Regions from separate parts of the Homo sapiens genome. Here regions 1, 2, 3, 4, 6 and 7 are each linked to region 5. Evidence: chromatin loops called from intact Hi-C (ENCODE). Cell type or tissue: Calu3. All regions are shown on one strand. Region 1 overlaps CASC15 (cancer susceptibility 15). Region 2 overlaps CASC15 (cancer susceptibility 15). Region 3 overlaps CASC15 (cancer susceptibility 15). Region 4 overlaps CASC15 (cancer susceptibility 15). Region 5 overlaps CASC15 (cancer susceptibility 15). Region 6 overlaps CASC15 (cancer susceptibility 15). Region 7 holds the start of NBAT1 (neuroblastoma associated transcript 1).

Region 1 (4,000 bases), 110 kb after region 5:
TGAGAAGGCAACAGAAGAGTTAGAACTAACAAAGACGGCAGGAATTACAAGATCCAAGCAAATAGTTTCCTTGCTTTGGATTAGAGTTGGACACCCAAGTGTGTAAAACTCCTGGCAGGAGGATTGAGGTGAAGAGCGGGAAAGTACAGGAGGATTCCGCCAAATTTTAGCTGCTCAGCAGACAAAATAAGGTATGACAGGCACCTAGCCAGGGCTCTAGAAAAATATTTGACCACTGCCAGAATCCAGAAAAACCAATGCTACCAAGCATCTAAAATGAAAAGTACGAGGCCGGGCGCGGTGGCTCATGCCTGTAATTCCAGCACTTTGGGAGGCCGAGGCGGGTGCATCACCTGAGGTCAGGAGTTCGAGACCAGCCTGGCCAACATGGCGAAACCCTGTCTCTGCTAAAAATACAAAAATTAGCCAGGCATGGTGGCAAGTGCTTCTAATTCCAGCTACTCAAGAGGCTGAGGCAGGGAGAATTGCTTGAACTCAGGAGATGGAGGTTGCAGTGACCTGAGATCACACCACTGCACTCCAGCCTGGGCAACAGAGTAAGGCTCTTTCTCAAAAAAAAAAAAAAGTAAAGTACCGAGTCAGACAGACCACTTGAGGTCAGGAGTTCAAGACCAGCCTGGCCAACATGGGGAAATCCCATCTCTACTAAAAGTACAACAATTACCCAGGCGTGGTGGTGGGCACCTGTAATCCCAGCTACTTGGGAGTCTGAGGCAGGAGAATCACTTGAACCCAGGAGGCAGAGGTTGCAGTGAGCTAAGATCGCACCACTGCACTCCAGCCTGGGCAACAGAGCAAGACTCCATCTCAATCAATCAATCAATAAAATGAAAAGTAGTAGCCCTCTTAGCAGAAACCTCTCATAGCAGAGGGTTGTAAAAGATACTGAGGAGCCAGGAAATGGGGGAAAAAAGCAGAGTCTGAGAGCCCCAAATAGCTGAGGCTGACCTGAGCAATTTGACTTCATTTCTGCATTAAGCAAAGAGCTCCCGCACTATACCACTGGCGTGTCAGGACTGATGTGCACGGATGGAAAATGACACCTGGAGAGTTGCTCACTTCACCTAACATACAATTCTAAATAAAATGTTTCACTCTTCTGTGAGGTCTTTGATTATCACTAGCGAAATCTCTACAAATACAGAAACATGAACTGCTGCTGTCTGGTTAGGCCTGTCTTTCAGGGGTTGAAAAGTTGCTCTGGAAGCCGGGGGTTTCCTGACTTGCCCTAAAGGTTTCTCAGACTGCTCTATAATAATGATGATTGAAAAGCATATTATGTCAACAGATACTTCTTTGGAAGGAGGAAAACAGGAGGACAATACCTCACTCATCAGAAAGAGCCAGACATACCTATAGGGTATGCAAAGCAAGCCAAAACTCCTTTGTGTGGTTTTGGGGGGGGCGGATTTTTTGAGACAGGGTCTTGCTCTGTGGCCCACGCTGGACTGCAGTGGCATAATCACGGCTCACAGCAGGCTCAAGAGATCCTTCCACCTCAGCCTCCTAGTAGCTGAGACTATAGGTATGTGCCACCACATCTGGCTATTTTTATTATTTTTTATTTTTGTAGAGGCAGGGTTTGACCATATTGCCCAGGCTGGTCTCAAACTCCTGGGCTCAAGCAATTTTCCAGAGGTGGCCTCCCAAAGTGCTAGGATTACAGGCATGAGCCACTGTGCACCCATCCTATATTATGTTTTGAAAAGGAAAAATAATTAAGTGTACATCTACTGAGAAAAGAAAAAAAAAATGTGCCAGCAACACCCAAGATGATGTCATATCAGCAGCTAGTTTCAGGTCAAATACAGTACAACAGGAAGCTTGGGACTGAAGACAAGCAGGACCCAGCCCACTGGACCCGCCCCTAAACCAATCGCCAGACTTGCTCCCAACCTACAGAAAGAACACTTTCCACTATGGATAGTGAGATAGTAATTTGTATATCCAATTCTGCTATTTCAAAAGCTAGGCTGTGTATATACACGGAAATATCTGGTCTGTCAAGTATTCTATAGCTGAGAGGGTCCCACAGCACTTTCAAAATAAAAAAAGTTAAATTCTTTTTAGCCACTCCATTTCTATCACTGCAGTCTCCAACCGTGCCAGGCTGTGAAAATTAAGGCCAGTAATGACTTCACTCTGCTAGAACATTGACTTGTAATCAAGGCAAGGATAATCAACTGCAAACAGAAGAAATCCATTAGAATCTAACATTGAAAAATTGGGGAATTGGGAGTGTTTGCTTTTAATGCTTACTCTTAGCCAAACCAATTAACACTTAGGTCTATCCACAAAGCTCTTGTGTAAGTTGTTGGGTGGAGGGAGGAAAATCACCATCACCATCATCACTATCACCATTCATCATCACCACCACCACCACACCATCATCACCACTGCCAACACCTCCATCACCGTCACCCTCACCATCACCATCACCATCATCACTATCACCATTCATCATCACCACCACCACCACGCCATCATCACCACTGCCATCACCTCCATCACCGCCACCCTCACCATCACCATCACCATCATCACTATCACCATTCATCATCACCACCACCACCACGCCATCATCACCACTGCCATCACCTCCATCACCGCCACCCTCACCCTCACCATCACCATCATCACTATCACCATTCATCATCACCACCACCACCATGCCATCATCACCACTGCCATCACCTCCATCACCGCCACCCTCACCATCACCATCATCATCACCACCACCACAACACCATCACAATAAAAAGTATGCATTTCTGCCCTCCAAAAGGCCACAGAAGCTTCCTTTCTTAGGAAATTGTACTGATATATTTGCTGTTTTTCCTTTGCCCTCCTAAAGCTATCACCACATAATAAGCATCCTTTCAATCAAAGAAGAATAGGAAGAGGTCAAGATTGTTCAAGGATTCCTAGGGCCCTGGTGATAGAAGACAGAGTGAATTTATGGCCCAAATCAAGTGTTTTTATCTTTCCATAAGAGAAAGATACTTGTGACAAGTAGAGTGAGATACTAGAAAGAATGCAGCCTCTCTAACTCGTTATCATTTGTAAATTCCCTGCCTGATTTGATAACAAATATCACTTTTCCTTCAGTGCCATTGGAAAAAAAAAATCACAGTGATAACAAAGGTGCCATTATTTCTGATCGCATTTTCCTGTTAATAATCACAGTTACAGTCAACTAACACCCTGGGTTCTCACATCATTAAATAAATATTACCTGGTGGCAAATATTAGTATCCCCAATTTTGCATTCCAAAGATGTCAAGAAACCTATCGGAAAGGTCAAATCTCAGTAAACAAGGCCAAAGCCAAAAAAAAAACACAAAAATCCCCTATTTCCATTATTTCCTAGTTTCAACATAAATGTCTGTGTCTCTGGCTCTCAATGGAATTTTCTACCAGACACATCAGTGGCCATAGTGGTCATTATAATCCTATCCTACTTGACATAATAAATTTGATTAGTAGAAGTTCATAAAAACAGAATCCTGGAAGGGATTCCTGGATCAGAGACTCTTAACCCAAGATTTATTAATTATAGGAGGGCATGCACATCTTTAAGTTACAGTTTCAAAATTTGTGCAAATACACAGTTTACTCTGGAAAAATCCCAGAGGTTTCCTAAATTCTCTGGGACTCATGTTCTCTCCATTTAAGAATCACTGATAGCAAATTAGTCACTCTCAATTCTTACTGTACATCAGAAGAGTCTCTGAGGAACTTTGATTAAAAAACACACTTCCCAGCCAGGCACAGTGGCTCACACCTGTAATCCCAGCACTTCAGGAGGCCAAGGCAGGCAGATCACTAGGTCATGAGTTCAAGGCCAGCCTGGCCAATATGGTGAAACCCTGTCTCTACCAAAAATACAACAATTAGCCAGGCGTGGTGGCGGGCACCTGTAGTCCCAGCTACTCGGGAGGCTGAGGCAGGAGAATCGCTTGAACCTGCAAGGCGGAGG
Region 2 (4,000 bases), 300 kb after region 5:
GTCTTAATTATCTGTGGATAGAGAGGTGAACATTAGCATGAAATTGTGCATTTTTTTTAGGGGAATGGAAACAATTTGCATTTTAAGAGCAAGCAAGCATTTTTGTTTAAAAATATCAAGGGCATATTGTTACAAGCTCCTGCTCTGCAGGGACACTGAGCCCTTCTAAGTTCTTTCCTTTTCCCAATTTTGTTTTCTCCTCCTCTCTGTGAATGAAAACAGCACATAGAGAAATGCTTTGTAAATGCTATAGCAAGATGACCATTTATAAGGACTCTAGAGAAAGTCCTAGGGCAAACTGGTTGCTACATCTAACCCCTTGAACAGGCTGACAAAAGATTTAAACTGTAGCAGCCATGTGAGAAACACACATGTGGTTTTAAAATATTTGAATTCCATTGTACAGTTCTTGGTAAAACCCATGCAGACCAAGGAAGCTGACACATTCAATAGAAGACATGGGCCTCCGTTGTGTCTGTGACCCCTCCAGGTATTTTAAGCACCAGAATCAAAGTACAGAAATAAAAACAAACAAAAGCCCAATATCTGTCCATGCCTGGTCTTACCAAAAAAAAAAAAAATTGTTTTTTTAAAAAATAAGTCTCTTATGGGATGACTGTGGACTTATTTAGCCCATTCAGCAGGATTTTTTACTAAGCTACAATGCAAAAGATTTATTTTGTCATTGTCCAACACCAACAATTGAGGAAACTCGGCCTAGTGCAAAATCCCCAGGAGAAACAATCTACAATTTAATTAGTGAAAAATTGAAGCAATTTAAATACAATTCCAGGCATTTTTTAAAGTAGTATTTGAATAGACAGCTGCTGCATCTACTAAGTGTTTAGGCAAAGCACCATAATCCCTGATCCGATGAGATGCCCAAGGTTATGAACACAACTGTCTGTTGTCAGGGCAAGACCCAGAATTTAAAACAAAACTCCAGAAAGCCTCCCTCAATGCCTGCTCCATCCCCACAAAATAAAGAGATCGCTAGCTAAATAGCCAGCCAGCCAGCTAGCTAGGTAGATAGATAGATAAAGAAAACATTAGTCACAGCCTTTTGAAGCACAGTAGAATGGAGACAGAAAAGGATTTAGAGCCCACAGCACTAAGCTGGAGTCCTGATTTGTTCATTACCTTTTTTCTGTTACTACTTCAAATTCCTCATTTATAAAATGGGAATATTAATGCCTATCCCACATGAGTTTTGAATCTTCAATGAGAATATAAGAAAACACTATATAAATGTTACTTGAAGATGTTGAAATGTTAAAGAAACAGAAAATATAAATTGAATTAGAGATATGTCACTACTGCACCTTCTACCATAAGAACTTTATTGTTTCAGCCTTTTTTTTTTTTTGATGGAGTCTCACTCTGTAGCCCAGGCTGGAGTGCAGTGATGTGATCTCGGCTCACTGCAACCTCCGCCTCCCAAGTTCAAGCGATTCTCCTGCCTCAGGCTGCGGAGCAGCTGGGACTACAGGCGCATGCCACCACGCCCAGCTAATTTCTGTATTTTTAGTAGAGACGGGGTTTCACCATATTGGCCAGGCTGCTCTCGAACTCCTGACCTCGTGATCCACCTGCCTCAGTCTCCCAAAGAGCTGGGATTACAGGCGTGAGCCACCGTGCCTGGCCTGTTTCAGCTTTAAAGATTTATTTGTACATACAAAATATTTTGCCACGCCCAGTTGCAGTCTTGCAAGATGAAAAGGGTTCTGGAGATGGATGGTGGTGATGGTTGCACAATGATGTGAATATACTTAACACCACTGAACCGTATGCTTAAAAATGGTTCGAATGGCAAATTTTATGTTATGTGTATTTTATCACAACTTTAAAAAATTATTTAAAAGCCTTTTACCATGATAAAATCCCCTGGTAGCAAGAAAGAAATCCTCTTCCTTTAATATTTAACTTGGTCAACTGAAAAAGCGAAGAACAAGGGGCTGAGGATCCTAGATGTGCCACAGAGTATGAGCACATTGCAAAGGTATGTACAAATTCTAGGACCTCGGCCAAACTTCCCAAAAGGACTTTTTTGTTAACCTTTGTTAATTGCAAACAAAACCGATTTCAAAATAGAGGTGCCCACACGTTGGTTGCCAAGCCCTCAAACACCCATGCTTTGCACACTTTAAGGGACAGGAATGGCATTTGTGCTATGAGTACTAATGAATACAAATACTTGAAATGATTCAATAGTTTACATCTGAAAACATTTCACAGACTCTCAGTATATGCTGCAACAAGTGCATTAAACATAAGAAGAGCCCCCAAAGAAGACCAAGAATCCACATTAGAACTCATATCCTTCAAGGAGGGTGGACATTCCTGTTCTTGGTGCAGTTAGAGAGGTGTCATATGAATCCACCTATGATTACAAGTCCAGACACAGAAACAGCTACAGGCAGCAGAAGGGAGACATGGTTAAGCATCACTGAAAAGGAGCTCCCAGCAGTCTCAGCTCTGTTACCACCCACCCGCTGGGTTACCTTGAGCAAATCACCAAAACTTTCAAGGCCCCTGTCTACACATCTAGCTCTCAGTGACTCTTTGCTCTATTCTAAGCTTGGCCAGGGAGATCTAATAACAATTTATTAACCCTATGCATTACAAAGTGCAGCTATGAGGAAAAGAAAGAATATTTGAAAAAGAAAAAAAAGAGGGGTGGGCGTGGTGGCTCACACCTGTAATCCCAGCACTTTGGGAGGCTGAAGTGGGTGAATCACTTGAGGTCAGAAGTTCAAGACCAGCCTGGCCAACATGGCGAAACCCCATCTCTACTAAAAATACTAAAGTTAGCCGGGTATAGTGGTGCACACCTGTAGACCCAGCTACTTAGGAGGCTGAGGCAGAAGAATCACTTGAAGCCAAAAGGCAGAGGTTGCAGTGAGCTGAGGTTGCACTCCAGCCTGGATGACAGAGTGAGACTCCATCTCAAAAAAAACAAAAACAAAAAACAAAAACAAAACAAAAAAACACACACTAAACTAAACACCATGATAACAGGGAGATAAGAAGAATCTAAATGACCAAGGCTGAACACCAACAGCTCAAACAAATATCAGGAAAAAGCACCTGCAATAAAGACACACAGCACAGCTGCCATTAGCGAAATGCTAAGGCAACGGAAGCTCAGCTTTTGAACGCAGCATAGGACACAACGCCCCCACCTCCGTGCTATCTTGGAAGTCAGCGGAAACCTCAGCATCCACAGGAACCTGGGCCAGAACTGCGGCTCAGCCCTGAAAATTCTGCAAACTGTCTCTACGGTTGGAACAGAGATTACAATGGTACTAGTTCAGGGCAATCGGGTGAGGGAAGACAGTATAACTTAGTGAAGGTCTAAATTACAAAACGGGGCCCAGCACGGTGGCTCATGCCTGTAATCCCAGAACTTTGGGAGGCCGAGGTGGATGGATCACCTGAGGTCAGGAGTTCGAGACCAGCCTGACCAACATGGAGAAACCCCGTTTCTATTAAAAATACAAAAATTAGCCAGGCGTGGTGGCGCATGCCCGTAATCCCAGGTACTCAGGAGGCTGAGGCAGGAGAATCGCTTGAACCCTGGAGGCAGAGGTTGCGGTGAGCCTAGATCGTGCCATTGCACTCCAGCCTAGGCAACAAGAGCGAAACTCTGCCTCAAAAATTAAATAAATAAATAAATTACAAAATGGTTTATCATCACACATTTCTTTACATACTCTATGTTTTAAACTAAGGTATTAATAATGTTGTAAAATAATTATTTTCATCTAGTCCAAAGTGGGATATTTAATATTAATAGTACACAAAAGGATGAGCAAATCCTCTACAATAAAATAATTGATACACTTAAAAGTTGATGTCAAACTAAAAGACCTTCAACTATTTATTAGATACTTCCTAATTTTATATTTCCTTCACGTGAAATTTCAAACTCTAAGACACTAGGAAAGTTGCTGTTTTTAATTGGCTAGCATTCTCTATCAATGAATAAATGATCACAAGT
Region 3 (4,000 bases), 49 kb after region 5:
AATCAAAATTCAGTTGTAGTTGAGGAACTGATTCGATTGTATTTATTTCAAAATTTATATATGGCCAGACACGGTAGCTCACGCCTGTAACCCCAGCACTTTGGGAGGCCAAGACAGGCAGATTACTTGAGGTCAGGACTTCAAGAACAGCCCAGCCAATACAGCGAAACCCCGTCTCTACTAAAAATACAAAAATTAGCCAGGCATAGTGGTGCGCGCCTGTAGTCCCAGCTACTCGGGAAGCTGAGGCAGGAGAATTACTTGAACCAGGGAGGCGAAGGTTGCAGTGAGCCAAGATCGCACCACTGCACTCCAGCCTGGGCAAAAGAGTGAGACTCAGTCTCAAAAAAAAAAAAAAAAAAAAAAAAATCACATAGAAAAGAAAAGTTCACAGATACCTAAATCCACTATGAAAAAGAAGAACAATAAGTAGGACTTACTCTACCAGATAGTAAAATATATTACCAAGCCATAGTAACAAAACAGCATAAACTTTAGTTAAAGAACAGAAAAACCAATGGAGCATATCAGAGAGCGGAAGGGCAACACCAGCTTAAATAAACAGAATCACCATATGAAAAATTAATGGATTGCTACCTGCTACCACATACATATATGGACTTCAGATAGATTAAAGACCTAAATGTGGAAGATAAAACTATAAAACTGATATGAATAGATAATTTTTGTATTAGAAGAAGAGGGAATATTTTGCAAAGCCCCCAGAGTAAAATGCTGATAAACTAAATTACATCAAAATTAAAGACTTCTGTTCAATAAAAAGTATAAGAGACAAAAGTTAACAGAAACGTGACAGGCTAGGAGAATACATGTAATGTCTAAAGCCAGCCAGGGACTATCTGGACTATACAACGAATGCCTATAAATCAATAGGAAAAGTAAAAAATTTCCAGTAGATAAATGTGCAATGAATTTGAAGGGGAATTTACAGATGAGAAAAATCCAAGAAAATCAAGCACATGAAGACATAATCAAATCCAACAATAATCAGATAAAAACAAAACAAAACAAAAAATATATCATTTTACACTCACTAGACAGAAATAGGGAAAATTAGAAAGCTTAATAATGCTAAGTACTGGTGGGAATGTGGGAATAAGCATTCATACTGCTGGTGGGTGCTTTGACTGGTGAATCATTCCGGAGGTAATCAGTATACTTTTTGAAATTATACTGTATACAGTATCTGAGCTGGGTACCTATGCCCTCTGGCTCAGCAAGTCTACTATTAGGCTAGAACCCAAATAAATTCCCCTTGGTACTTTCCAGTAAGGGATGTATCTGAGGCTTTTCACAGTAGTTGTGTTCATGGTGAGGTGAGATGGAGACAATATAGGGGTCCATCCCTGGGAGAGAACAGAAGTAAAATGTATTCTAGACGCACTTCAACAACTATGGGCATTTGGATGCAATGGATTAGATGTACACATAGCAATATCCATGGACCTTAAAATAGAATACTGAGTGGAGAAAATACAAAGAAACAAAATAAGATATATAACTCATATTCACATAAATTAAAATGCAGTTACAATAAATTCCAAATATGAAACTATGTGAAATTTATAAGAACACATCCACTGGCAAGGGCATGCATTTTGAATGACTGAGTTTTCAAATGACTAGGAATGAGGATGAAGGAGAATGTACGCCTGCCAGCGTGTACCCATACGCAAATCAATAGAGACCTATGAGATTGTGTGTGTCTATGTGTACGGATCTATGTATCAAACAAGAGTTTTACAAAATACACATATTCTTATTCCATATAATGCACTCTGTTTACATTTCCTGTTTCCTTTTTTATTTTTTAAGGCTGATCTCTGTCCACACAATTGATTGCATAACCTAGCAATGCGTTACAACTTTACTTTTTAAAACACTGATGTAGACAATAATAAAGGCATTACAGTGAGTTCCTTGAAGAAGAAGAAGAATAGTGCCATAAAACTAAGAATTGTAAGCAAGAGCCCGAGCACAGGCAGCCGACTTGAGAAAAAGCTCTCTCTTGTGCTCCTTCTCCCAAAGATTCACATTCTCAGGGAATTACCGGGAGTCTGGGTCGGCTCCTCATCACGTGATTCTGACCTCAACAGCACTTCCGGACGGTGAACTTTTCACCCTTACTTAGCCCTGGCCTGTCAGACTGAGGCCGCAACTAAAGCAGGAAATGATATGCTACTTGCTTTAGCAGAAGGGATATTTTAAAACATAAAGGAACATTTCTAAGCGTTCCTTAAACACATTCAAACGGGATGTAAATATATAAAAATATGATCCTTCTCTTTTGAAATGGAAAGTTGGAAGATACAAAAAAGGCAGAAATGCTAAGGACCAAAATAATAAAATAGAAAAAACTTGAAAACAGGAGTAGGTCGCCCAGATTTCAAGGGAGCAGGAAACTAAATATGTGTAGGAGGAGATGCTGTATAAGATAGAAAAGTCAATGGGCTGTTTCCAATTTTCAGTTCAGTAAATAAAAATTAAAAGCAAACAAAACTTTCTATTTCAAATGAACCAAATATCGTCTTGTGAGGGCAGCTTTAGGTCCTCTTCCTACCAGAAGCTCTTACCAGAAAACATTTCTTGGCCAATACAGAACATAGCAAATTTTAAGTATTTAAACAGGACTACACACTTCTGAGCTAAATAGGGGTAGATGTTCCTGGGCTAACTGAGGTGCAGCAAAAAGTGGGGTGCAGAACTCTGTTTCTACCTTTGCGGCTGTGCTCAAGTGGAGAGATGAGAAGGAGTGACCAGTTTTAGACGCAGAGCACCAGGTCTGCAAACGGAGGGAGGCAGCAGCCCTGGACACGATGTTCCCTGAAGGGCAGCGTTTGTACAGGGATACTCAAGAGCCAGCCGTATCAGCCTGAGTTTGAAGCAGGCATCTACCTAGGGCTATCATCAACTGCTTGTAAAACAGAACTAAGTTGGAAGAGGTTATATAAAAGAAAACAAACAAAAAACTAAAAAGAACTACATTTCCTAGAATTCATATAACAAAAGGCAGAAGAAATATAATCTATACACAGAGAGGAGTGGCTTTTGGTCTATAGGCCAGAAAAAAAGGTGCAGATAAAGTGGGTGACCAGGGAGCAAAACAAGCAGGGGGCTACAGGAACCATGAAGTTGTTTTAGCATATTTACCAGTTAGTGGTCCTGAAATGATAGGTGTCCACAAAGTACACATGCTATGTTAAAGATAATGGCCAGCTCTTTTCAATTTTTGATGAAAACATAGCAAGAGAACAGTTATTCCAAAAGCCATCATTTATTGAAAAGGCTCTTGACAATACACAATTGCTAATCCTTATGCCAACTCTGCAAGGTAAGTGATAGCACCTTTTACAAATGAAGAAACAGACCATCATCGACGCTAAGAAAGCTCCCCTGTGTTGCATAGCAATAAGAGGCAGAGCCAAGATTTGAGCCTAAGGGTTTCTGATTTCAAAATATCTTTCTGTTCAGCATACTGACACTCAAAAAGTATATGTAGGTGAAAATTGATTAAGCAAGACATCAAAAAGAATTTCCTCCACTTAAAAACGCTAAAATGGGTTAAGCATTGAAGGGGTAAATTACCAATGTCAATTTCCTGGTTTTAATAATGGTACTGTGGATATTAAAGATAGTAGTATCATGGGGAAGCTGGGTGAAGGGTACATGAAAACTCTGTAAGTTTTGCACCTCCTTGCAGCCTAAGATTCCTTTAAACTTAAAAGTATCTTTTGTAAGTAAGGGAACAGACATTTTGGAAAGTTATACAGCATCTTTCTCCTTTGGATACATATATTTAAAAAAAAAAAAAAAAAGCTAATTCTTGGCCAGGCGCGGTGGCTCACGCCTGTAATCCCAGCACTTTGGGAGGTCGAGGCAGGCGGATCACGAGGTCAGGAGATTGAGACCATCCTGGCTAACACGGTGAGACCCCGTCTCTACTAAAAATACAAAAAATTAGCTGGGCGTGTTGGCGGGC
Region 4 (4,000 bases), 86 kb after region 5:
CTCACAAGATGCAAGGCAGCTCCCTTCAGCCTCTTTTGTAAGAGCATGAGGCCAAAACTCCTGTGACCTTATCATTTCCCCCAAAGGCCCCACCTCTTAATACCGTACTACCACATTGGGTATTAGGTTCCAACACATGACTTTTGGAGGGACACATTCAGGCAATAGCACCAAAAGGCAGAGCAGGATAAGGCGGTCTCCTCCTCCAGGAGTCCTTTCTGAAGGCCTTGTCCCTACTCTCCTCCTCCAAATAAGCGTCCCTCCACACCATGTGCTTGTGTTCCATGTACATGCTTTATTCGGGGCATTTATCACCTTTTTAGGAAAGTATCAGTCATTCCCAACAGCATGTAAGTCCCCAAAGGGCAGGAAATGAGCCCTGTTCACCTCCATTCCCCCGACCTTAGCGCAGTATCTAGCATATGGTCGATACATGTGGAGAAACAGAATTTCCAGTCATTTGGCTGCAAACATGAAGCCTCATGTCAAAAATGCCAATTTTTCAGTAGTTCATTTCAAATACCAAAGAGCTTATGTATTAAATCAACCAATGTTTATTTAGAAATTATTATGTGCTAGGACTGGTCATCATAGGTCCTTTGAACCCATAAAAGTAGCCCTGCTTGGTCCTAAAACCTATTTATCTCCCCCTTAATGTATTTGGTTGTTGTAAACATTTACTGAGTAGCTCTATTCCTCACCTTTAAACCCTTTAAAGTGAAACTGACCCATCCGTGCAAACCAATTCTGAGCCCCTGAGAAAATGCCAAAGGCCAAATGCCCCATGTTCCCTCCATGTTGTCCACTTGCCACCCTGACACTCGCTTGTTCTCAGCTTTTGTAGTTCTATGACATTGCACATAAGCTCATGTAAGCCTTGGCTGTGGCTCCCCGTGTGAATGGCCCCATCTCCACTCTCCTCCTCCACACCATGTTCTCATATTCCACGTGCATGTCTTATTGAGGGCATTTATCACTCTTTTAGGAAAAGAATCAGTCACTCCCAATAGCATGTAAGCCCCTAGAGGGCAGGAACCCGGCCTCATTAACCTTCATTTCCTCTGACCTTAGACTTTCTTTGACTGACCCCAGCTTTCTCTAAGTTCAAGTTCAGCACTCCTGCAGGCACAACCTACCAGCCCTAAACCTCTGTCCACTATAAACACAGAACAAAGGTGGAGGAAGGTTATAAATATGTCTCCAAGAGCTTACATGTCTCTGAAATGTTGTCACATCTCTCCTCACAGCTCAAGTGTAAAGAAAGCTAGGACCTCAGGCTCCACAGGATCATATTTAACAGAATAAAAAATGCCTTAGCAATAACTTAGAGTTCTCATCAGATCAGTTCACTTACGAATCCAGCCCACGGAAACTGAAACTCCTTCAAAAGAGTAAAATCTGTGAGGTATGTAGTTAGTATCCAATGCTGCTATCTCAATAGCATGGCATCAAAAAAGTTACACATTAACAAGGCTAATTTCTCAGAAGCATTTTGCAAAAAAAAGGCAAATAAGCTGTTTCCTGAAAAAAAAAAATACGTGTGTGTGTGTGTGTGTGTGTGTGTGTGTGTGTGTGTTATGGTTCCACACACCTTAAATTCTAGGGTTGGGGGCTTTGCTTATCCTATAATTGAGGTGTCAGCAAATGTTTCTGTTAAGGGCAGGATGGCAAATACTTTCAGTTTTGTGGGCCGTACAGTCTCTGTTTCAGCTGCTCAGTCACACACTTACAGCTCAAAAGCAGCCATAGACAGTACAGAAAAGGCTGGACCTGGCTGTGTTCCAACAAAACTTTATTTACAAAAACAGATGATATAAGCAGGAGTTGAATTCATCAACATTACCAATATTATTAAATTGTGGAAGGTCCAGGTTTCAATAATCCTGTCTTAAGCATAGTTTTGTCTGCTAGCACTGAAGTTGAGCTAAAAACAACTCAATTGCCATGGGCTAGTGTCTCAGCAAAGGAGCACATGTAACAATGATCTTTTGTGTCTTGAAGACCATGCCTCAGAACTGCTTGAAAAGTTTCCAGCATCAATAGAAGGAAATGCATGCTTTCTCTTTAAAGTGAGCTTGAGTCTTAGGAAACGGCATATGTATGTAAGCCAGTCAAACAGGCTGGAGATACCCAGGTGGTATAGACTCAAGTAAGGTAACTAGTTCAGTTAGAAATCAAAGCAATGATTCTAACCTGCATATAAACATCTAAGCTGATCTACCCAGTTCCACCATATTCAGTCACTCACTAGAACACCAAGCGAGATATGGAGATAAAAATATTTAACAACTGGCCGGGCACGGTGGCTCATGCCTTTAATCCCAGCACTTTGGGAGGCCGAGGCGGGGGCATCACAAGGTCAGGAGATCGAGACCATCCTGGCCAACATGGTGAAACCGTCTCTACTAAAAATACAAAACTTAGCCGGGCGTGGTAGCGGGCACCTGTAGTCCCAGCTACTCGGGAGGCTGAGGCAGAAGAATCGCTTAAACCTGGGAGGTGGAGGTTACAGTGAGCCAAGATCACGCCACTGCACTCCAGCCTGGGCAACAGAGCAAGACTCCGTCTCAAAAAAAAAAAAAAAAAATTTAACAACTAAAGTATATATCCGAAAAAGACTAGCACTGAACAAGATCTTAAGGGCCACCTGGGGGAAAAAACACTCTAATGTATCCAAAGAAATTGAGGTACAGAGGAATTGTCACTTGCCCAAGATCACAAAGCTAGGGCATAGAGGAGGCATGACCATATGACAGTAAACTATTAGTTCTAAGAAGTAGCAACCTTGCCTGCTAATGCATTGCTTTTCACATTGCATTCTCTGCCTCCACCACAGCTCCTGGAATATATCAAGGAATTAAGAAATATTGACTGAATAAACAAAGAATTAATGAAAAAAGCAAAAATGAGCCAGATCTCTTTCCCATCAAATATTGTGTGGACGAATACATTCACGGTTCAAAAAGAATATGCTATTTGTAATTTTCTTCTTGAGGTTGAATTGTGCATTTGATTCTTCAGACGCCACAATAAACTGCTGAACTAATGTGAGTGGCCTAAAGGAGGGGAAGTGCCACTCAAGGCAACTATGGTAATTCCGTCCTAAGGAATTATTTATGCATGATGAGAATCTGTCTGGAACATCAATGATGTCTTTATCTTCAACTACTACACACAGAGGACTCAGTCTGAGTGTGCTAATACTGTCTGCCCAGGTTTTCCCAGGACTTGCAAAATGTAAGCCTGATTGCTTAGAGAGGTTATGGCTTATTGCACATTATCTACACCCACTCATCCATCACTGTGAGACTTCGTGGTATACAAAGCAAGCTCCTCAAAGCAAGGGTTAGGATCTACTCTCTGATTATTCCTAGCTGTCGCCATATGTTGGCTTCCTGACAACAGACAGGACAGGTGCTGTCCCAGGAGACACTGCTGCAGAGAGAGGTTCCTACTTGACCACCATAACATCTGAAGTACCTAGCCCAGCTCCACAGTTGAAGGTCAAGTGGGAACAACCTGCATTCCTTCCACAGGTGTTGGCCTTTTAAAAGGAATGCAGACTTTGAGCTCCATTTATGTTTTCAAAATATTGCTTTTTCTTTGAACTAACATGGAATGTGTAACTTTATCCACAGACTGTGCAATTTTACAGCCACCCAATTTCTATGATATGACTCTTCAATATCTCAACTATTTTAAAAAATCCTTAGAGAATCCTACTATCAAGATCTAGAAAATAAAGTTTCTTCCTTTTTTCTTTGGAAAAGCTACATATAAATATGGGTGTGTGTGTGTGTGTGCCCCTTTATGCATATATGTATGTATTTTGTTGGTGTTTTTTGTTATTTGGGTCTTTTTTCTTAGGATGACAACCTTAATTAAAAGGGTCAGATTACTGAACAGCCACTTCTGACCCTCCTTTCTATGTCTGCAACACTGACTATTTAGCATAGGCCATTAAAGAACCAGAAATCATTCAGGGTAGGAAAAGGTCCTA
Region 5 (4,000 bases):
AGAGATGGAGTATGGTGATGGTTGCAAAAAATGTGGAAGTTTGTAATGTCACAGAACCATAAACGTATAAACAGTTAAGATGGTAAGTTCTGTAGCAGGTATATTTTACCACAATTTTAAAGAAAGAAGAAAAAGACAAGGAGGAGGGGGAGAGGGAGGAGGAAACAGAAAACGGGGAGAAAAGGAGGAGAAGGAGAGGAGAGGAGGAAAAACGAGGAGAAAATGTGAGAACAGTGAGAGGAAGGGGAAGGAGGTGAGGAGCCAGGGGATTAGAATGGGGGGATTAGAATGGCCTTGGGGTCATGAGAATGGGAATTCACACATGTACCTCTATGACTGCCTGGAAATGCTGACAGAGCAGAGCCACTGCTCGCTAAATGTCTCTATGACAATATTTTATCTTCCAATACTTGTACAACCTTTTCATTTTGCCACTTGAATTTGTAGGGAGATTCAAAAAATAGACTGAGGGTGAGTACACAAATGAAAAAAAGACAAGGAGAATGTGTGTGTACATGCTCTATTTTTTGTAAAAATTATAATTTATTTCCATCCACCATCCATATACTTAGCCCCAACCTGTCCTTACCTTGGCCAAAGTCAAGAACAACACCAAACTTAGTAACACTGAGAGCAAGCATATGCTTTCACATGCTATAAATGTTATTTCTAAACTGATTTAACAGGATAATAGTAACAATAGATATTGTGTGGCAGGTATCTTGCAATCTACTGTAAAAATTACAATTTTTTTACAGCAGTTTTGTATTATTAACGCCATTTCACAGATGAGACAATGGAGGCTAATAATTTTATCCAAGGACATAAGGTAGATGAGATTTGAAACCCAGGTCTGGTTGACTGCTGGTAGTAAGGGCATATTTTGTAAATCAAGGCCATCTAAACAGGAGGAATATTGACAAATGAGAAGAAACAGAAGCGTCAATGGAGGTAAGAGCAAACAGAAACTCACGAGCTAACCCGACTGCCAAGACATGATAACTGCACTGCACATAATGTCTGAAACCTAATGTGGGTTTTTTTGTTTGTTTGTTTGCGTTTTTTTTTTTTTAACACAGAGTCTACTCTGTAGCCCAGGCTGGAGTGCAGTGGCATGATCTCAGCTCACTGCAACCTCCACCTCCTGGGTTCAAGCGATTCTCCTGCCTTAGCCTGCCAAGTAACTGGGATTACAGGCACACACCACCATGCCCAGCTAATTTTTGTATTTTTAGTAGAGACGGGGTTTCACCATGTTGGCCAGGCTGGTCTTAAACTCCTGACCTCGTGATCCACCCGCTTCGGCCTCCCAAAGTGCTGGGATTACAGGCGTGAGCCACCGCGCCTGGCCAACTTAATGTTTTAGGAGGGCTGAATGCCGTGTCCCATGTCCCTTGGAAAGTCTTTTTTTTTTTTTTTAATCTCTAAATCTCAGCCTTATAAACAAGAATCAAAAGAAAACGACTCAACCTAAGAAAGAGAAATTCTGGTTGGGCAAGAACTTTAATAATCTGCCTTCCTACATGGTCCTTTTCTCTAAGTTATATATTAAAGAAGTTACACAGGAAGAAGAAAAAATCAGAGGGTAAACAGAAAATTACTCCAGCAAATGTATTGACCTCTAACGAAGGATAATTTCCTCAAAAGTATTTATGCTTTCTAAAGTATTACACTTTATGTAAAAGTAAAGCTGCAGTATAGAAAGCAACATCAGAGAATTTGATTCTTAACATACAGCTGTCAGGGATGGTTTACCTGAACCCACATTGCAATCCTAGAGTGTAAGAGCAACTTGGTGAAAGGGGACAGAAAACTCCCTGTGGAGCCGCAGACTCTGGAATCTATTATACCCATTTCCAATCTCACCTAGAAATCCAGAAAAAAAGTCACTTTCAGACACATTACAGGATTCAAACTTTGCTTTCTTACGAGAAGGTTAGAACTATATGCACACTTTGCCATTTGCTCTGCTCTTCCATTTACAAGGTTTTTTTTTGGTTTTTTTTTTTTTTTTTGGTTTTTTTTTTCCTCACACACTTCTACAGTTGACAACAAAGCGTTCTTACACACAACACTGCCCACCCTCTCATCTTTCTATATCCATTTTTAAGTGCCTGGAAAACACAAGAAGGGGAAACAAAGGGCAAATGCCAGTCTGTGACCTCTGTCTGGACTTAGCCAAGCGTGATGTGTGAATCAGGTGTGCGGAATGGAAGTTTCCATGGCAACGAGACTGCCAGGCAGGCAGGGACTTCACACAGGCTTTCTACCAAGGTAATAGAAACAATGAGGCCACCTGAGGGACCTCAGCAAAGAGGGAGGCGGCAAAGTTCAGAGATCTCCAGCGACGGCAAGGACCTGGGTCTGCACTGACTTATTCCACACCCACACCCCCCTGCTTTTGATTCTGTCCTGCCAGCTCCTTGAGATAATCTCTCATCTCTCTTTTTGGAGGGGAAGGGAGGGATAAATTAGAGAAGTAATCTCTAAAGAGAATTGCTTATGAGAAAAATGTAGAGGGGTCTACAAGAGAAGAGTTTTCTTTACGTAGAAAAAAAGCAGCTCTGTGAGTCCAAACATTCAGCCACTTGAGAAAACTCTGTCTGACAGAAGCACTTAACATTTTCTCTAAGGTTCTTTGCTTTACCTTGCAACGTGCTCTTTGAGAACCCAGACCCTAATGAAAAGATCCTGAGCTATATTTTTGTTTTATGGATGTTTAAAATTATATTTGCTATAGATAGATACTTTAAAATTATTCTAAACGTGTAGAAACATGTATGTTTTTAAAAGAGTTGGCTTTTTTAGTCACATGACTTGGAGATAAAGTACACAACTTTCATGAAATCGAAGTTTATCTTGGTTAGCTAATTGAAAGAAGGTAATCTGAACGCTAGGGCTATGATGATATTATGGCTTTTCAAGCCATTTTCCTGACTTGAGACACACAGATGTTAAAAAGAACCAGAACAAGGCTTGTGTATTTGGAACCAAATCATGGAAGACAGCAAATTCCGCTTCTCCCTTCTCCACCATTTTTAGCTTTGCTCTGGAAGAGGCCTTTGGATTCCTCCAGAATGCTACTGCAGAGACTGAAGAAGAGAAAAGCACCTTACGCTATCGCACCTTATGCTATTGCACCTTATGCTATCAGCTAATGTCTCTACTTTAACAGACTGCAATAACTGTTGCAACAGTGAGCCCATCCTTCCCACTGCACCAGAGGAATTCTTCTAGGCTGCAAATTTGATCAAGTCACTCTCAGGCTCCCAACCTTTCCAACAGTTCCTCACTGTGCTCTGGGCAGTGAAGATCTCTTAACCATGGTTTCCACAACTACACACGATCTGGCCTCGGTAGATTTAAGCTAAGGTGTCCTTAGCTTCATCTTCCACCATTCCCCAACTTGCCCTTCGCATTCCAGGCAAATTCAACTACTTTTAATTCCCCAAATGTACCATTCCTCTCTCTTGCCTCGCCTTTTATGTTACAGATTTCTGTAAAGAACATTTAAATCTTTCCTGGTACCTCAGCTCTGCTATCACTTCCTCTAGGAAGCCTTAGCCCCTGGCACAATTTCACCCTTAAAGTCCTTCCTAGGGGTAGCCATAGCACCCTGGGCATCTCCCTACAGCCCTTACCACATGAGACTGCAACTGCCGGCTTTGCCTTTCTGATCCCTATCCAACTGGAACAGAAAGCAAGAAAAGGGCCTTGTTTACCTTTGTCTTAACTTGGGACCCAGCGCTTAGTAGATGGTCAGACAAGATTTACCAAAAATGAATGAATGAACAGAAAAGCAGGCAAATGGCCTCTGGTGTGGCCTGGCTGACCACAAAGAGCGCCGACCACATCTGGGCCAGAGCCTCACAGTCCAGTTCTGCTGCTTACCAGTTTTGTGGCTTCAGGAAAGTTCCTTAGCCTCAAAGAACCTCAGATTCCTACTTGCAAATTGGTGTAACAGCACAGCCCAAGATTATCACATGCATCCAATGAGATA
Region 6 (4,000 bases), 150 kb after region 5:
AGGAGCCACATGAAACAGCAGGGCCAAGGGTATTACCCTGGAGTCAGCAAACACAGCCACGGAGCACAGACACGGCAAATATTCCACAGGGAAAAACCACCGAGGGCAAAAGTGGCCCAACTGCTGGGAGACCTGGTAGTTAGAGGAAAGCCTTTTTTAAACTCAGTGGAAAAGGCCCACATACAGCAGGCACCAGTATAATTACCAAAGCCACCAGGCCCGTCTGCCAAGCTGGGCTGATGTGGCCTCTTGACCAGGTTTTATTCTTGGCGGCTGCTGCACTCTTCTCCCTCTGCTCTTCCTGCTCCTGCTACTAAATAAACTAGCAGATGCTGGCTTCATGTACTACAAACCCTGAGCTATCTATCTTCTCGTTTGTTTTGGCATCTACTTCAAATGGTAAAGCATCTGTGAAACGGACCAAAGCACTCCAAAAATCTACTTCAGGGTCATTTTCAAGAATTTATTTCTACACTTCCACAGACCGTTTTGAATTTCCCTATCAAAGATATAACAAGCGTGATCCACACACAATCACCCAGTCATTTTTGTTATTTGTCTTCTCTAGGCAAATACATGTCATTGTTCAAATACCAGCGCGGGAGAGAAATCACAGTGTGCTTTTAGTTCTATACCAAATTTCATCCACTCCCATTTCTCTTCGTTCTCTGTGCTACCTTATTCACTCTTGTGGCTTCATCACCAGCTGTGTGTCAGCAACTCTGAAATTACTATCTCCATCCCAGACCTCTCTGATCAAACCCAGACCCAGATATCCAAAGACCTAATGGACATTTCAAAAACAAACTACTTAAAACTGAACTCCTCATCTTCCTCTTGCCAAAGTATTTCAGTACCCACTGCTTTCTCCTAACTCATACTTTGAGTCATCCTTGACTTCTCTCCTTTCTTCGGCCTCCCATCTTGTCAATAAAGCTATCATGCCTGAGCTATGCTCTATTAAACAAGAAAAGTTACACTTCTGTCTGATTTAAGTGTGCTTTCTATCTCTCTCTTCCAGATTCCAGCAAGTATTGCTGTATGTGTCAGTCTGCACTCACTGTGTGAGGTTGGCAAATGCCCTGTTCATTCTCTCAGCTCTCCCTCCAGAGCATGCTCCCATACACCAATTTCAAAAGCACTAGAGTGCACTGAACACGATAGGTTTCTTTGTATCTTTGGGTGGGGGTGGTCATTCAAAAACCCAAAAGAGAAGTTCTCATTTCACAGCAGCAGCATCTCCAAGGAAAATTCTTCCAGAGTGAAACAACACCACAGTTCATAAAACAACACAAAAGGAATCAAACAAGTCTGTTAAACAGTAACGAACTACAAAGCCAGAACTAACCTGGATGGAGACTTAAAAGACAAAGTTGTGGCAGGAAGAATACCAAAAAAGTTGGGAATGGGAAAAGTCCACTCACTGATTCAGTTACCCTCTGTAATTACAGACACCCAGACACCCTCACATCTTTCATTCAACATTAATATTTTTTCAGCCTGTCCTCAACCTGTTGAAATACAGCTCAGAGGGAAGTATTTTAGAAAGATGCATTTCCTCAACTTTGACTTTTCAACGCAACTCCAAGTAGAATTTTCAAAGAATAAAATGTCTAATTAGGAAGAACAGGCTTACAGTTTCAGCTCAGTTCAACTTTGTTGAGAAAATATTTCGGTCAATGGCTCAATGGAATGAGGTCCTTTTCTTTCCTATCTTCGGAGAGCAGCGTCGCCATTTCTAGGACTGACCCCACACAAGGAGTGTTGACTGTAAACTTTCAGGGTATCACTCGACAACCCAGAAACTGGTGGCAGCTGGAAGGACAGAGGTCATGTGTGCTGCTTTCTATAATAAAATTCTTTTTACCCCTGGGTTAAGTTGATTACTCAAACTCTCAGACTCCTCCTCCTCCCCGCTTCCAGCCTACTCGCATTTTCCCTAGGCTGATTGACTCTAGGAAAACAAGTATTGCATTATGCTTGACTCCTTGGAATGAGATCAGTTCTCATTTCAAATTCCCTTTCAGAACAACCCCAAGGCCACAGACCCTGTAAAAATCCCAGATGCCCAACAACTCAGGAAGGCCTAAGCTATGACAAGAAAACATTACTTAAGTAATAATCAGCAAATGCATCCTAAACCCGGACTGGTATCCTCTGAGGTCTCTTCCAAGGCATTTGGCAGGAACACGTCTGTAAACCACCCAGTCTCACTCTCGGCTCCTCCTCCAAGGCAGAATGGCCAAGGCAGAGGCTTTAGTGCACTGTTCGGCAGTGATTTTCTCCAACTGGCACCATCTGTGCACACCCTGCCAGACTTGCTGACAGAGCAGGCTGCACAGACCATTACTAATCTCCCAGGGTCAGCTGGGTCAGGCCTGCAACAGGATGCCTATAGATTTCAAAGGCCGGTGTTCTCTCCGTGCCAGCTAATCGATCTATGTTGGAAAGCAAGCACATTTTTATTCCACCTTCTTTTAAATTTCAAAGAAAAATCTCAATTTTAAAGCTCTTCATGTGGGAACTGCTTGCATGTAATCAGTGTCCTGATACCAGTTATGTTATATGAGATCTTTGGAGGATGGGGCTTACCCATTGATCCTTTGCCAAGATTCAGTAGTAAGGCCAGGAAGACAACTTTGCTCAGACAACAAAAGGCCTTCTAAATAGCACCATCGGGAATGGACTACATGGATCAAGATTCAGCCTCAACTGCAAAGTCCTCTTAGCTGAGTCTGCAAAAGAAGAATAAATGCTACTCTACCAGGATCTTATCATGTGAGCTCAGGCAGTGTCACCAGGACTGGTAAAGAAAATCTCAGCATCATTCACCATCTACTTCAGAATTCATCTGTGAATGCTGCCACCCACTACCAACTGCCTATCAAGTGTTTACTAAATGTCAATTGTGTGCCAAGAGTCTGATATTCCCTCAAACTTCTGTAGTTTCTTTTGCTGAGGAATGGGATAACTGAGTCTAGTACTCAGCCATATAGTAGGCTAGACAAATCCAAAAGCCCCTTGAAGGCGGGATCATATTGATCCTGTTTCAAGGTGTTACCACTTAGCACAGACTTTTTCAGGCTTGTTGCAGTAATTCTATTAAAAACCCTTTTAGATAATTATATAAATACAACTAGGAGGAGGCAGTATCAAGATCAATTACTGTAATCATTTCTTTGTAGATGATGTTATTCTAGATCTTCAAATAAAACAATGACTCAGTCTGATAGAGTCAAAAAACTAACAGCCACAAAACTAAGACATTACTACCAGCTCCAAAGAGACCAGATCTTTTGTTTACAATAATTAAAGGTTTAAAGAAATTTCCAGATAAGTGACTTCATCTTCTTACTCTTGCTTACATATCAGTTTCTACACTTAACCAAACCCTAACAGAGTTTACATGGGGCTAAAGGGGTGATAGTAAAGAGGAATTTGTGAGCTGAAATATAATTAATAATTCCTCTAACCCAGATCATCTTCCTTGTAAAAATATGGGTTTGTTAAGAAGCCAGCAGAGAGGTTCACAGATCTGACATGGCCACTTAGGCATAACTGGAGACTCAGGTCTGCATGAGTTCTCATTGAATAATTTCTTCTTCCAATATTTTTCCAGCTTCAGGTAACCAGAGAAATCTCCAGGCTAACCTGGTTCCTAACACGTCTATTCTTCCCAACTCCTCCCTTTGCAAGGGAGTCCCTATATTGTCTAAAAATAAGTCACGCAATCACTCGGCTCCCCTCCAACTATTTAGTATCAAAGAATCACTGCCATGTCTACAGCAGACATTTTCTCAGCCTTTAGATTTCCTATCTAGATAGCACAAAACAAACTGAACACATAAAACAAATGGGAACATTTATAATGAGATCATGTTTCACATCCACCACGCCTCAACTCACCCTTCCCAAGACATCAGGTGCACTGAAGAAGATCTCATTCCATTTAACTTACAGAAGGCACACCTTCACAGTCCAGGATGATGTGTTTTGATCT
Region 7 (4,000 bases), 110 kb before region 5:
AATCCTGACCACCTTGTTTTAAACAAGACAGAGATTGCAAGCTTCAATCTGTTTGGATAGAAAAGAATTTATATAAATGTTTTGTTCAAGCCCAAAAGGGAAAGAGAGTTTAAATATACAGTGCATGAAAGATGCATGCCCAACTTCAAAACAGCTTAGTGCACAGAAGAGGAAAAATAATCTAACCTTCTGTTAGTCATTCCCAACAGTTTTTAAGCTTAAATATCTTGCAATTTGCGACATCGTTTCAGTGACCCCAACAGTGAGAGATTAACCAAAATTTCATAACTGCCCTGCCCTCCTCCCCTCATGCATCTTGAGGGGAGGGGGAGAGAACAAGAAGGTCAAAGAACAAATGGAAACAAAATCTGTGTTTTGCACTCTTTCTCTGCACTTGAGAAAGAAAAGGAGGCACATAAATCTGTATAATACTAAACCAAATCTCTTTAATTCCAGTCAGCTTTTATCATTCAGCCACTGAGTCTGTGTGTGGAAAAATTCATGCTAATTCCCCCTAGCAACAGACTCAGCCTATCAGGAGACTTTATGTACCATGCAGCTGCCAGCCAGAGAGAATAACTCTAAGTAGGTCAGGCCTGTATTTCTAAAAATGCTACGGTCTAGTAACCCCACTGTCCCGTCTGTCTGCCCTGCCCCATAATAACCTCAATTGCTTGGTGACACAATGACATACTATCCTGTTAGAGTGCAATCACATCATGCTACATTATTCTGCTGCGAGCATGACTGCTGGGTGAAGGACCCTCGGAGGGGCAGCATTAATCAGGCGGGCATTCATGTCCAGCAGCACTTCGCTCTAGAAATGGGGACTGCATTAATGACCAGCTGTTTGAACTAACACAAACAAAATAATGTCTTCCACCCTGTTGGGTGCACAGAATACACTATTCTGATCTGGCAGGTTCCGCTTCTTGACTAAATCGAAGATGTAAATTAAACGGGCTCAGACAATGTCAGTTTTGGCAACCTCAAAGTGAGTATATTTAAATTATATTACATGTGATTCAAAAAGCTATTGATTTAATATATGCAGCTTTCCATGCTACAATTTTCCCTAATCCACATTTTAAAAAAAGAAAAATGCATACATGGGTAATGCAATACATATGCACATATTACCCAGCAAGCTAAACACACAGAGCTGAACTAAAATTGACTTCTCTTTGGGCAGAGAAACAAAGCAGGTCAGGAGTAATTGTGCAGCATGAACACAAATACAAACAGAAAATGAATGCCATGGAGGAGCACTGAAAACAAATAAGAGTAAACATTCTAAGCCTACGGACCAATCAGCTCCTCCCACTGTCTCTTTGTGGAGGCTGTAGTAGCACCCAAATCTCCAAGCACAAGAGACAAGGGAGGGAAGTGAACGTGGCCTTGAAATCTCAACAACTGTGGTACCCTGACTTCCCATAACGATTACTGACTAGCTGCTGTTTGGCTTCAAGACAGCAAAAGCTCCTTCAAGGTTTAAACTCGGGAGATCACCAAAAATCAAAACTCCTTAGTTGTTTTTTAAATTCTAAAGTGGGAATTTTAGAATTTAATTTACCCTATTTACTCGAATGTAACTTTTGACTTCTCTCTATTGAAATGCACAAAAACAAACAAAAAAATTTATGTGTGGATACAGAGATAGGAGACTGGCAGTGCCATTTTTGGCTATTTAGTAAAACATCTTGTATTGATAGAGCTTGCACTGATATTTTCTCGCATGATTAATTTGCATGTTTAAGCGTTCACAGTTTCATTTAATGAACATATCCCCCCTGACAAATTGATAATTCAGCCTTCAATTACGCAGAATTCAGTTAAGTCTTATCTGTGTAATCCATCAGTATTTGATTTACAAACAGAAAATTTCTTAATCCATTTGCCCTTGTTTGAACTGGGTTTGATAACTTAGTTATGACTATCTTCTTCACTTTGTGGCACATATCACATAGTTATTCTTGGATAGATACAGTCACTGACGCAACCATGAACCGCTAATTACAAGCTGGTGACATTCTGCTTGTCTATGCAGCTTTGAAGTTCTAAGGCTGTTTTTCTCTTGTGCGCTTGCTCTGTTTCATTCTCTTCTCCTCATGCCACCCACCCCCAATCACTTACTCTCTCTTTCCTCTTTTCACTTTAAAGCCTTTCTGGATTCACTCTAGGACTATCTGGAGAAAGAGGTAAGAATGATCAGATTCTGTAACTTATTGCTTTTCCTTTCCTTCTGTACTATCCCTGCACACAGATCTACAGTTTGAAAGTACAGTAATAAGATCCTCACCCAGCCCCATCCGCAGGAATGCATCAACAGCTGGCCAAACATAATCCAACACACAGAGCTGCCTTTGTAGAATTAGTAACAAACAGTGGAAGGGCCAGACAGGCGTCCCAGAAGAGCTCCCCATGACAACTGGGAAACCTCCTCACCCCCAGGGTTGAGCTGACTCCACTGAGCTGGGGTTGGAGAACCCCAGCTCTCACATCTGAATCTACAACAAGCCTCAAGTGCCTGCCCTCAACCTCACTAGAAGCTATTCAGAGGGCATTCGGCTCTCCATAACAGCAAGTTAGAAGCAAGCATTCTCCATACTAACAACAGCCATACTCTGCCTCATGGCACATGCCTTTTGAAATGCAACACTGCAAATCTCCAAATCACATGAACAGCATTTACACCTGTACCTAACCATCAGCTGTGAGCTGGTAGGACCACCTCTCGTCTTTAGAAAATAATTTCTTTTTGCAAATTATAGGCTGATCCCGGCACTCTGAAACATGTAAATATAACACTGTATTCATCTCCACTGAGCATTTAGCATCTGAAGCCTGTGGTAGCCAGCTGGTCTCAAAGTCATCTGGGATACATTTATTTTGATTAAATTGATCAGATTTCTATTTACAGGATAGAATTTTTTTGCCATTACTGAATACAGCTGTGTTTACAGGGATTTGTAGAAGAAGAAAACAAAACCCCACAATCGGTCCTAGCAAAGCACAGAGCATTCAGAACTGGAAGGAGTTAAAACAGAGGGGGCTTGCTTTCACAGTAAAAAGAAAATTCTGCATGCAGCTGCTTTGGCCATGCTGTCTCACTAGTCAGGAAATGGGTGTTGAACTGGAGCTGAAAACACAAGCTGCAATCAAGCCCGATCCAGCAAAGTGACAGACTTCCTGTGTAAAATGGTCAGAAACCTTTTTTCATGTCTCTACATGCATGCACATGCATTTAAATCCATGCTGCGAGGCTGCGATTTTCTCTGGGGACACTGGTACAGTCACCTAGCCCATCAGTTCCTTCGTCGACAGCGCCGGGGACATCCAGACTACAATTTACAGTTCCTCTATCCATGTGCTGGGTTATAAATTATGCCATCCTCCCTAGAATGAGAATGCACAGCAAGCGGCAGACAATCACCCGGCATTCGGCATCTCTTTCTTTTCACGCGCTCCCTCGCTCCGCCTTTCTCCAGCTCTGCCTTCTCAGGCAGATACATCAGATACCTTGTTTATCCATCTTCAGCTCCACTCTGAGGTAAAATGCCACCACATCTCGCCATGGGTTGTCCCCCCAGACTAAATCCCTGGGAACAGCCTGAGCTGGGTGCACGCGGCCGAGGCGACGGCTGCCCTTGCCCTGCGGAGCACGGGTGGGCATTGGATGTAAGGTATTCCTAACTTCCCCTTCCCCAGTCCTTGGCGTCCTCTCTAGCCATCCCACCCCAGGTCTTCTGCAGCTTCACCCTGTCCTCCAAGTCCCCTCGCCCAGCTGCGAGGCAGGAGACCCCGGCCGGAGCTCCGCCAGCAGGTCCTTCTTTCGCAGGGCGCAGACGCACGATTCCGGGATCGGGTGCACCACGGCGAAGCCCAGGCGGGAGACGGCAGGAGCAGCTCAGGTAACCAGGGGAAGCTTGCGTGCCCACGGAGATGCAGCCGTGGAGCTGTGAGGAAAGACGGTCTGGCTTCAGAATTTAAAAAAAAAAAA

What was found. A loop is a pair of places that touch in the nucleus more often than their neighbours do. Peaks named below come from ENCODE experiments on the same cell type or tissue, not always from the same donor. Only the 100,000 strongest peaks of a DNase experiment are listed, where the experiment ranks them.
Region 1: it touches region 5 in a loop (2.9-fold over the local background); 2 of 110 quality-filtered maps call a loop at or near these places.
Region 2: a loop joins it to region 5, with 9 times the contacts of the local background. A loop is called at or near these places in 2 of 110 quality-filtered maps.
Region 3: a loop joins it to region 5, with 4 times the contacts of the local background. A loop is called at or near these places in 7 of 110 quality-filtered maps.
Region 4: a loop joins it to region 5, with 3 times the contacts of the local background. A loop is called at or near these places in 3 of 110 quality-filtered maps.
Region 6: a loop joins it to region 5, with 3 times the contacts of the local background. A loop is called at or near these places in 2 of 110 quality-filtered maps.
Region 7: it touches region 5 in a loop (5-fold over the local background); 4 of 110 quality-filtered maps call a loop at or near these places.

Annotation. Positions count from the first base shown.
Region 1 is chr6:21,923,420-21,927,419 of GRCh38, reverse strand. The region is part of intron 5 of CASC15 (cancer susceptibility 15); the gene reads right to left. Among named protein-coding and RNA genes, the nearest start is that of NBAT1, 220 kb to the left of the region's middle. RefSeq lists an enhancer at 1,466-1,575. In Calu3, no CTCF peak of the experiment used is centred here; a DNase peak (open chromatin) is centred at 1,859.
Region 2 is chr6:21,729,937-21,733,936 of GRCh38, reverse strand. All of the region lies in intron 2 of CASC15 (cancer susceptibility 15), which reads right to left. Among named protein-coding and RNA genes, the nearest start is that of CASC15, 66 kb to the right of the region's middle. In Calu3, no CTCF peak of the experiment used is centred here; DNase peaks (open chromatin) are centred at 1,676, 2,046 and 2,426.
Region 3 is chr6:21,985,744-21,989,743 of GRCh38, reverse strand. The region is part of intron 6 of CASC15 (cancer susceptibility 15); the gene reads right to left. Among named protein-coding and RNA genes, the nearest start is that of NBAT1, 160 kb to the left of the region's middle. In Calu3, no CTCF peak of the experiment used is centred here; a DNase peak (open chromatin) is centred at 2,133.
Region 4 is chr6:21,948,845-21,952,844 of GRCh38, reverse strand. All of the region lies in intron 5 of CASC15 (cancer susceptibility 15), which reads right to left. Among named protein-coding and RNA genes, the nearest start is that of NBAT1, 200 kb to the left of the region's middle. In Calu3, no CTCF peak of the experiment used is centred here; DNase peaks (open chromatin) are centred at 1,744 and 2,034.
Region 5 is chr6:22,034,697-22,038,696 of GRCh38, reverse strand. All of the region lies in intron 7 of CASC15 (cancer susceptibility 15), which reads right to left. Among named protein-coding and RNA genes, the nearest start is that of NBAT1, 110 kb to the left of the region's middle. RefSeq lists an enhancer at 968-1,077. In Calu3, no CTCF peak of the experiment used is centred here; a DNase peak (open chromatin) is centred at 2,226.
Region 6 is chr6:21,883,946-21,887,945 of GRCh38, reverse strand. All of the region lies in intron 4 of CASC15 (cancer susceptibility 15), which reads right to left. Among named protein-coding and RNA genes, the nearest start is that of CASC15, 220 kb to the right of the region's middle. In Calu3, no CTCF peak of the experiment used is centred here; DNase peaks (open chromatin) are centred at 1,145, 1,895 and 2,305.
Region 7 is chr6:22,146,590-22,150,589 of GRCh38, reverse strand. All of the region lies in intron 9 of CASC15 (cancer susceptibility 15), which reads right to left. NBAT1 (neuroblastoma associated transcript 1) reads left to right here and starts at 3,397. Exons shown (of 3, transcript NR_034143.1): 1 at 3,397-3,550; 2 at 3,839-3,911. RefSeq lists an enhancer at 1-2,245. In Calu3, no CTCF peak of the experiment used is centred here; a DNase peak (open chromatin) is centred at 2,339.